2 separate regions of the Homo sapiens genome follow, and region 2 is linked to region 1. Evidence: read pairs that join two places in POLR2A ChIA-PET (ENCODE). Cell type or tissue: CD4-positive, alpha-beta T cell. All regions are shown on one strand.

The links. ChIA-PET counts read pairs that join two places held together with the same protein. Peaks named below come from ENCODE experiments on the same cell type or tissue, not always from the same donor. Only the 100,000 strongest peaks of a DNase experiment are listed, where the experiment ranks them.
Region 2: POLR2A ChIA-PET joins it to region 1 with 6 read pairs; 8 of 35 experiments call an interaction of 5 or more read pairs at or near these places.

The regions. Positions count from the first base shown.
Region 1 is chr21:36,286,856-36,291,855 of GRCh38, forward strand. DOP1B (DOP1 leucine zipper like protein B) reads left to right here. Exons shown (of 37, transcript NM_001320714.2): 33 at 1,159-1,295; 34 at 1,901-1,956; 35 at 2,190-2,351. Among named protein-coding and RNA genes, the nearest start is that of MORC3, 31 kb to the right of the region's middle. RefSeq lists a silencer at 2,938-2,987. In CD4-positive, alpha-beta T cell, no CTCF peak of the experiment used is centred here; DNase peaks (open chromatin) are centred at 1,976 and 2,516; H3K4me3 peaks cover 1,340 bases; H3K27ac peaks cover 1,622 bases.
Region 2 is chr21:36,355,057-36,360,056 of GRCh38, forward strand. MORC3 (MORC family CW-type zinc finger 3) reads left to right here. Exons shown (of 17, transcript NM_015358.3): 10 at 1,564-1,668; 11 at 4,899-5,000. Among named protein-coding and RNA genes, the nearest start is that of CHAF1B, 28 kb to the right of the region's middle. In CD4-positive, alpha-beta T cell, no CTCF peak of the experiment used is centred here; no DNase peak of the experiment used is centred here.

The sequences.
Region 1 (5,000 bases):
CTGGAGGCTGAGGCAGGAGAATTGCTTGAACCCGGGAGGCGGAGGTTGTAGTGAGCGGAGACTGCTCTGCTGCCCTCTAGCCTGGGCAACAGAGTGAGACTCCATCTCAAAAAAAAAAAAAATTTATTACTAATATACTAATGTACTAATGTACTACAGCCGATCTTAGCTAGCATGACTACCATTCAGCTGTTTGCTGTAGCAATTTGTTACATTCCTAGGAAACCTTAAGCTATGGAAGAAAAAAAAAGTCTCATTCTACAAACAAGACATTTCAGGGGAGAAGCAGGGGAGAGTGTTAGGGGCTAGAGAGTGTTATTTGAAACACTTTTCCCTCCATAGGAATGAAAGTTTTTGTCATGGCCATCAAGTTTAAACCTTACTCAGTAAATCTGTTATATTTACTTGCTCCGCTTCCCACCCACCACCCTCAAAATATGGTGTTGTCTGCCAGCCAGTCCATATGATTGTGTAAGTCCATTCCTCACCATGGGCTGCTTGGTTTCTGCGTCTCCTCATTCATATTCTTAAAAGAACATTGAAATGGCTGTTGGTCATCCAGTGGATTTCTGGTGACAGATGTTCATGTCTTTCTACTCAGCTGTGGCAGGGGGACGGCCTGTGGGAATCATTTCCTTAGGTTTGGCAAGAGCCATGAACTGCTGTATTTCACAAAGAAGAGGGCTGGGGTGGACTAGTTGCACAAAAGCATCTCCTAACATTCTTTTTTTTTTTTTTTTTTTTTTTTTGAGATGGAGTCTCACTCTGTCACCCAGGCTGGAGTGCAGTGGTGTGATCTCGGCCCACTGCAACCTCTACCTCCCAGGTTCAAGCGATTCTCCTGCCTCAGCCTCCCAAGTAGCTGGGACTACAGGCGCCCACCACCACGCCCGACTAATTTTTGTATTTTTAGTAGAGATGGGGTTTTACCATATTGGCCAGGCTGGCCTCGAACTCCTTATCTTGTTATCCGCCCGCCTCGGCCTCCCAAAGTGCTGGGATTACAAGTGCGAGCCACCAAGCCTGGCCTGTAACACTCATTCCTTACACTGGGTTGTTACTAGAATGTCAGAACAGTCACAGTTTTATTTTTCTTTGTCTGATAAGAAACCCTAAACTGCATATTTGTGTAACATCTTTACAATCTTCTTTCCTTAGAACGCCTGACAGACAATCTCAGAGTTGGACAGACATCCATAGTTGCTGCTCAGATGTTTCTTTTTTTCAGAGTTTTGCTGCTAAGAATATCTCCTCAACATTTGACTTCATTGTGGCCAATAATGGTCTCTGAATTGGTGAGTACAAGTATTGTAAGTTTGAAAGCAAGGTTGGAGCTTTTTAAAATGCTTTTTCAGTAACATAACGTACTATTTCCTATGTATCCCATTTTATCTAAATGTTATTTTTAATCAGGTTGGTAGCACATGGTTAGCTCTTGGTTAAACAGAGAATATTTTACTCTATGATCATATTTGATCTCTCACCCTGTCAGTTATTCCAACTAACTTGTACCATTTGATAATACTTACTAGTTTTTTATATACATATAAATTTGGGCTGGGCGTGGTAGCTTATGCCTGTAATCCCAGCACTTCGGGAGGCTAAGGTGGATGGATCACTTGAGCCCAGGAGTTCGAGACTAGCCTGGGCAACATGGTGAAACTCCTTGTCTACAAAAAAATACAAAAATTAATTCGGCATGGCGGGAAGTTGCATCTGCAGAAGGTTGAGGCTGCAGTGAGCCATGATTGTACCACTGCACTCCAGACTGGGTGACAGAGTAAGACCCCGTCTTATTCATTCATTCATAAATTAATCGATTTTTAAAAATAAGTAAAAAAAAATATTTGGGTAGATTTAATCTGTCTCAGATAGTAACTTGAATGCATTTTTTTTTCAGATTCAGACATTCACACAGCTTGAAGAAGATCTAAAAGATGAAGATGAGTCATTGAGGTAAGCAGTACAAGATCTGTACACAAGAGGAAAAGATAGTCACGATTAAAGCACGTCACTTTAGATATAGAGTTGTCTAATGTTAAATGCTGTTATCTTGAAGTACTTGTGAAAGGACCAGCTATTCCAAAAATTTCTTAAAAAGAAAATTCTTCTGAGGGACAGGTCATAGGTGAATGGACTATAACAGATCTGAATGAATTTATAACAAGCGTTTCTTTGCAAATTTATAGAAGCACCAACAAAGTAAACAGAACGAAAGTTTCAGTCCCGGATGCAAATGGACCCTCAGTGGGGGAGATACCCCAGAGTGAACTCATCTTGTATTTATCAGCTTGCAAATTCTTGGACACAGCGCTTTCTTTTCCACCTGACAAGATGCCATTATTTCAAATGTAAGTCAGATAGGATCGTGTGTCCTTTTTGAAGTAAGAGATTTTGTTTTTTCCTTTTAAGCACTTTCACTTGTTTTTCATGTACAGTTTATGGGAAACCACCATCTGGGTTTCTAGTGACAGCTAAGCCAGCTCGGAATACCAAGTTTCAGATTACTTGCAACATCTGTGGCTCTGCAAATTTGGCTCACAGGAGTGTTTATGAATGTGTTTCTATGGTGTGTGTGTGTGTGTGTGTGTGTGTGTGTGTGTGTGTGTGTGTGTGTGTGGTTTTTGCTACTGAATGCTTATAAAACAGGGCTTACCCACTGGTGCTCCTCACTGCCTTTGTGTAGACCTTTTTGTCTGTGTTTAGTTAGATACAAATGCCTTTATTTGGAGCCTGCCATCTCCGATTCACTTTGCCCCATAGGCTTATGTTTCCTGCCGGCTTAGCACAGCTGCTCATTTGTTTAATTTCATGACCAGCCCCAGAGGCTATTTCTCTCTCTCCTACCCCCACAAAGAGAGTAATCATATAGAAATGTTTGTGGTTAAAGAGCGGGTTCTCTTAAATGCACATTGCTAAGTGAAAGAAGCCAGTCTGAAAAGGCTACACACTGTATGATTCCAACCATGTGACATTCTGGAAAAGGCAAAACCATGGAGACAGTAAAAAGATCAGTGGTCGCCAGGGGTTGGGGAGAGGGAGGCAGGGATGAATGGGTGAAGCACAGAGGATTTTTAGGGCAGTGAAATTATTGCATACAGAGCTATAATGGTAGATCCATGTCATTGTCCATTTCTCCAAATCCATACAATGTACACCACCAAGAGTGAACCCTGATGTAAACTCTGGACTTGGGAGGATAACAGTGAGTCAGTAGAGGCTCTTCAGTTTTAACAAATGTACCACTCTGGTGCAGGATGTTGATAATACGGCAGGCTTGTATGTATGTAGGATGGGATGTACGGGAACTACTTTCTACTCCATTTTGCTGTGAACCTAAAGCTGTTCTGCAAAAGAAAGTCTTTTAGTTTTTAAAAAGCAGGTTTGGGCCGGACGTGGTGTCTCATACGTGTAATACTAGCACTTTAGGAGGCTGAGGCGGGTGGATCACCTGAGGTTGGGAGTTCGAGACCAGCCTGGCCAACATGGCGAAACCCTGTCTCAACTAAAAACACAAAAATTAGGCCAGGTACCGTGGCTCACACCTGTAATCCCAGCACTTTGGGAGGCCAAGGTGGGTGGATCACTTGAGGCCAGGAGTTCAAGACCAGCCCGGCCAACATGGTGAAAAACCCTGTCTCTACTAAAAATACAAAAATTAGGCCAGGCGCGATGGCTCACACCTGTAATCCCAGCACTTTGGGAGGCCAAGGTGGTTGGATCACCTGAGTTTGGGATCAGCCTGACCAACATGGAGAAAATCCATCTCTACTAAAAATACAAAATTAGCTGGGCATGGTGGCGTATGCCTGTAATCCCAGCTACTTGGGAGGCTGAGGCAGGAGAATCGCTTGAACCTGGGAGGCAGAGGTTGCAGTGAGCCAAGATCATGCCATCTGCCATTGCACTCCAGCCTGGGCAACAAAAGCGAGACTCCATCTCAAAAAAAAAAAAAAATACAAAAATTAGCCAGATGTGGTGGTGGGCGCCTGTAATCCCAGCTACTTCGGAAGCTGAGGAAGGAGAATCACTTGAACCCGAGAGGCAGAGGTTGCAGTGAGCCGACATCGCACCACTGCACTCCAGCCTAGGCAACAGAGCGAGACTCCCCCTCAAAAAAAAAAGAGGCCGGGCACAGTGGCTCATGTCTGTAACCCCAGCACTTTGGGAGGCCGAGGCAGGCGGATCATGAGGTCAGGAGTTCAAGACCAGCCAGGCCAACATGGTGAAACCCTGTCTCTACTAAAAATGCAAAAATTAGCTGCCTGTATTGGTGGGCACCTGTAATCCCAGCTACTCAAGAGGCTGAGGCAGGAGAATCGCTTGAAACCGAAGGCGGAGGTTGCAGTGAACCGAGATCGCACCACTGCACTCCAGCCTGGGCGAAAGAGCGAAACTGCATCTCAAACCAAAAAAAAGTGGAGGCTAGGCGCAGTGGCTCATGCCTGTAATCCCAGCACTTTAGGAGGCTGAGGCAGGTGGATCACGAGGTCAGGAGTTCAAGACCAGCCTGGCCAAGATGGTGAAACCCCGTCTCTACTAAAAATACAAAAAAATTAGTCAGGCATGGTGGCAGGTGCCTGTAATCCCAGCTACTCGGGAGGCTGAGGCAGAGAATTGCTTGAACCTGGGAGGTGGAGGTTGCAGGGAGCCAAGATTGCACCACTGCCCTCCAGACTGGGCGACAGAACGAGACTGTCTCAAAAAAACAAAAAAGTGGGTTCCGATATATGTGAATGTGCATAGCAACATTATTTATAATAGGCAAGAAGTAGAGACAACCCAAATGGCCATCAGCTGATGAACAGGCAGATCATGTGACATATCCATACAGTGGAATACGGTTCAGCAACAAAAAGAATTGAAGAACTGAGACACGCTGGAATCTGGATGAACCGGAAAATATGATGCTAAGTGAAAGCTCGAAACAAGGGAACATATAGTGTATGATTCTGCTTATATGGAATGTCCACGATGAGACAGAGTGTGGATTAGTGGGT
Region 2 (5,000 bases), 68 kb after region 1:
GCTTTTTCTGTACTTAATAATGGCATCGTTATTCTAGACTTTCATGATGTTTTCTCTGTCAGAATTGTCTTCCACAGCGTTAACAATCTTTTCCGTAGATTTGCTGTGTGTAATGAGCCTTAAAGGTCTTATGACCCTCCTTGTTATCTAGAGGCTGAATTAGAGACATTGTGTTTCGGGACAAGTAGACCACTTGGATGCCTTTGGTATTGAAGTCATGGGGTTATGGGTGGCCAGGGTACCTTGTCCAATATCAAAAGAACTGTAAAAGGCAGTCCTTTACTGGCAAGTTAATTCCTGACTTCAGGAACAAAGCATCAATAGACCCAGTCAGAAAAAGAATTTCTCATCCAGGCCTTCTATTTGTGCAACCAAAAGACTGGCAGCTGGTGTTTGTCTTTTCTCTTCAAGGCTTAAGGGTTAGCATCTTTATAGATAATGGCAGTCCTGATCATAAACCTGACTACATTTGCACAAAGCAGTAGGGTTAGCCTGTCCGTTCTTGGACTTAAATCCTGGTTTATGCTCCTCTTTTTTGCTAATAAGTGTTCTTTGTGGCATTTTTTCCCAGAATAGAGTACTTTTGTTTGCATTAAAAACCTGTTCAAACAGGCTGGGCATGGTGGCTCATCCCTGTAATCCCAGCACTTTGGGAGGCTGAGACAAGAATAGCTTGAGGCCAGGAGTTCGAGAGCAGCCTGGGCAAAAAAGCAATACCCTGTCTCTACAAAAAATGAAAAAAAAAAAAAATTAGCCAGGTGTGGTGGCAAGTGCCTGTGGCCCCAGCTACTCAGGCGCCTCAACCTACATATCAAGCAATTTATACTTTTTCTTATATTATGACTTTGCTTCTTGGGAAAACAACTGGCATCACTAGTGGCAGTTCGTGTGGGTCCTGTGGTGTTTTTCAAGGTTTACAGTATTGCACTAAACGATTTTTACTGCAATATAAAATTTCTTGGAGATGCTTACATGGAGATAAGCATGTCATAAGGCACTTGAAGCAAATAAAAAACTTGAGCCCATCAAAATAGCAACAGGAGGTGGCTATGAAATTACTATAATAATATTGTATGTATATAATTAATCTTATGCAGTTATAATTTAAGACTGCATCTTTGTTTACATTTCTCTTGACTGCAAATGAAACCACCTACAGTCTGTATATGCTTCAGTCTTGATAAATTTTAACTTTTTAAATAGCTTTGTGTATATTTTATGGTAGTAAATTATAAAATAGACTAGTATTTGCATGTTTTATGCATTCATGACATATCTAACTTATTCTTAATTTTTTGGATATTTCTGGGCAATGCAGTTCTTGGAAGTTTTTTTCAAATTGTTATAACTCTCTAAAAAATTTTCTAATTTATTGAAAGAAAATTGTGTATAAGTGCAGTTCAAACCTGTGTTGTTCAAGGGTCACCTATACCTTGAATGTTCTTTATTAACTATATGTTTTGGAGTTTTTTCTCTTCACAGTGTCTATGTACTCATTACTAGATTATTTATGATTTATGTTTGAAAAGAATTTTTTCTTGATTTTATGATTTACTTTTTAAGACTTACAATAACAGCACTAGGAGAAAAGCTGAATGATTACTGGAATGAAATGAAAGTGAAGAAAAATACAGAATATCCTCTAAATTTGCCAGTTGAAGATATACAGTAAGTACATTTTTAAAACATATCATTTCACTTAGATATCAAGATGTGGTATTAGAGAGTAAAGGGATTGTACAATGTTTCACAAACTTAGGACTGTAACTCATAGGAATAAATTCTGCAACATGAATTAGCGCACTGCAAAATCAGTGAATAGAATGTAAACCTGTATACATGCACACAAAACATCCATAAAACAATGTTTACCCATATGTGATGCATGTTAATGTTATTTCATTTTAAGATGCTATGGATGGATTATATAATAGTTTGAAAAACACTGGTATAGTGTATCATTAGGATGATGGGGCTGAAACCCAACTTGAGTTCATATTCTCATTCTGCTTAAGTAGCCATGTGGCATTGAACATATTACTTGGCCTCTTGTAAGCCTCCATTTTCTTGTGTATAAAATGGGAACATTAAGAGCATTTGCCTCCTCGAATTATATGAATTAAATAATATGCCTGACAGTCACTTAGTAACACATCACAGGATAACAGTCCTATAAATGAATGAATGAACAATATCTGTGTGTTCTTTATCTGTGTGTTCTTTATACATTATTATACATAATTTATACATTATACATATTATTCATAATTTATACATTATTACAAAGATAACCAAGATATATAATGAAAAACAAGAAAGATGCAGCTCAGTGTATAGACTTCCCATCGTACTTTTCAATTTTTTTATATTTAAAAAAAGTTTTATACAGGTGGGGTCTCCCTGTGTTGCCCAGGCTGGTCTCAATGTCCTGGGTCCAGGTGATCCTCCCACCCAAAGTGCTGGGATTATAGGCATGAGCCACCGTGCCCAGCTTGTATTTTTTTAATGTGTCAGTATACACATGCATACTTTATAAGCATAGAAAATTTCTGCTAGTATTTTAAAAATTAGCAGTGGTAATTTCCTGAGACAAGGAGTTTATAAAGTATAAAGTTATGCTTTATAAACCTCTAGATTGTTTTGAAGTTTCGGATTTGTTTGGTTGGTTGGTTGGGTTTTTTTTTTTTTGGTTTTTTTTTTTTGAAATGGAGTCTCACTCTGTCACCCAGGCTGAAGTGCAGTGGCGCAATCTCAGCTCACTGCAACCTCCACCTCCCGGGTTCAAGCAATTCTCCTGCCTCAGCCTTCCGAGGAGCTGGGACTACAGGCGTGTGCCACCACGCCTGGCTAATGTTTGTATTTTTAGTAGAGACAGAGTTTCACCATGTTGGCCAGGCTGGTCTTGAACTCCTGACCTCAGGTGATCTGCCTGCCTTGGCCTCCCAAAGTGCTGGGATTACAGGCGTGAGCCACCGCGCTCATCCTGTTTTGAAGTTGTTTATAAATATCTAAATGCTTTTTCAAAGCTAGATTTAAAAAGCAGGCCAGGTACGTTGGATCACATCTGTAATCCCAGCACTTTGGGAGGCCAACCGAGGCGGGCGGATCACTTGAGGTCTGGAGTTTGAGACCCACCTGATCAACATGGTAAAACCCTGTCTCTACTGAAAATACAAAAAGTAGCCAGGCATAGTGGTGCACACCTGTAGTCCCAGCTACTTGGGAGGCTGAGGCAGGAGAATAGCTTGAACCCGGGAGGCAGAGGTTGCAATGAACCGAGATTGCACCATTGCACTCCAGCCTGGGCGAAAAGAGTGAAACTCTGTCTCAAAAAAAATAAATAAAATGAAATAAAACTAGATTTAAAAAGCTATTGACATTAAGGTGAAGTTTTCATATGTAAAATAAGTCTACATAGGCTGTATCCAGTGGGTCACGCCTGTAATCCCTGCACTTTGGGAGGCCAAGGCAGAAGGATTGCTTGAACTCAGGAGTTGGAGACCAGGCTGGGCAACGTGGTGAGACCTATCTCTTAAAAAAATAAATAAATAAAGTAGAAGCAAAAAATAATTAAAAAAATAAAAGAATATATACAAGTTCTTTACAGGAATTATTGTGATTTTTCTTTTTTTTTTGTTTTTGAGGTAGAGGCTTGCTCTGTCGCCCAGGCTGGAGTGCAGTGGCGCAATCTCGGCTCACTGCAAGCTCTGCCTCCTGGGTTCATACAATTCTCCTGCCTCAGCCTCCTGAATAGCTGGGACTACAGGAACCCGCCATCACGCATGGCTTATTTTTTGTATTTTTAGTAGAGATGGGGTTTCACCGTGTTAGCCAGGGTAGTCTCGATCTCCTGACCTCATGATCCACCCGCGTCAGCCTCCCAAAGTGCTGGGATTACAGGCATGAGCCACCGCGCCCAGCCTTGATTTTTAAATGAGAAAAATATGAAAGCATTTTGTAAACTAAAAGTATACTAATTTTAGTTATTCAGAAATAAGAGGGCAAAAGTGTCTTATTTAAAGTTACTTAAATTATAACAACAGAATTCTGTTTTCTGGACTTGAGTGATTTATTATGCTAATAAATACAATATATTGTAGATTTAACATTGTAGACACTAAACATAAAGTTCAGGGCAAGGCATTTGAAATATTAAGTTATAGAAAAAATTTAATGCTATTAAGACATAAGTCACATTGTTCAAATTGGCTTGTGACTTTTAATCTTTTGAAGGTAACCAAAATGGTTGTGTTTAATTTTTGAGAGATGGGGTCTCACTATGTTGCCCAGGCTGGCCTCATACTCCTGTGCTCAAGCGATTCTCCAACCTCAGCCTCCTGAGTATCTGAGACTAAGGTGTATGCCACCACACCCAGCTCAAAATAGTTGTTTTTAAAATGTATTTCTAAAAAATACCTGCTTTAGCCTCCCAAATTATAGGCATGAGCTACCGTGCCTTGCCTTGCCTTTTCTCTTTTCTTTTCCTTTCCTTTCCTCTCCTTTTTTTTTTTTTTTTTTTTTTTTTGACAGGATCTTACTCTGTAGCCTAGGCTGGAGGTCAGTAGCATGATTTTGCAACCTCTGCCTCCTGGGCTCAAGCAATCCTCCCACCTCAGCCTCCCAAGTAGCAGGGACCACAGGTGTGCATTACCACTCCCAGTTAATCTTTGTGTTTTTTTGTAGAGACAGGGTTTCACCATGTTGTCCAGGCTGGTCTCTAACTCCTGGGATTATAGGCATGAGCCGTCGCACCCAGCCTAATTTTGAAAGAGTTACGTCATAATTTTTAGGAAAGGAATTAAATAATGGCATCTTGTGGTAGAAATGATGTGGAACATCTGATGAAGTATTTAGAGTCCATATTTCTGTGTTAATATTTTGTTCTTGTTTTGGGACAGGAAGCGTCCTGATCAGACATGGGTTCAGTGTGATGCCTGTCTAAAGTGGCGGAAATTACCTGATGGGATGGATCAACTTCCTGAAAAATGGTATTGCTCCAA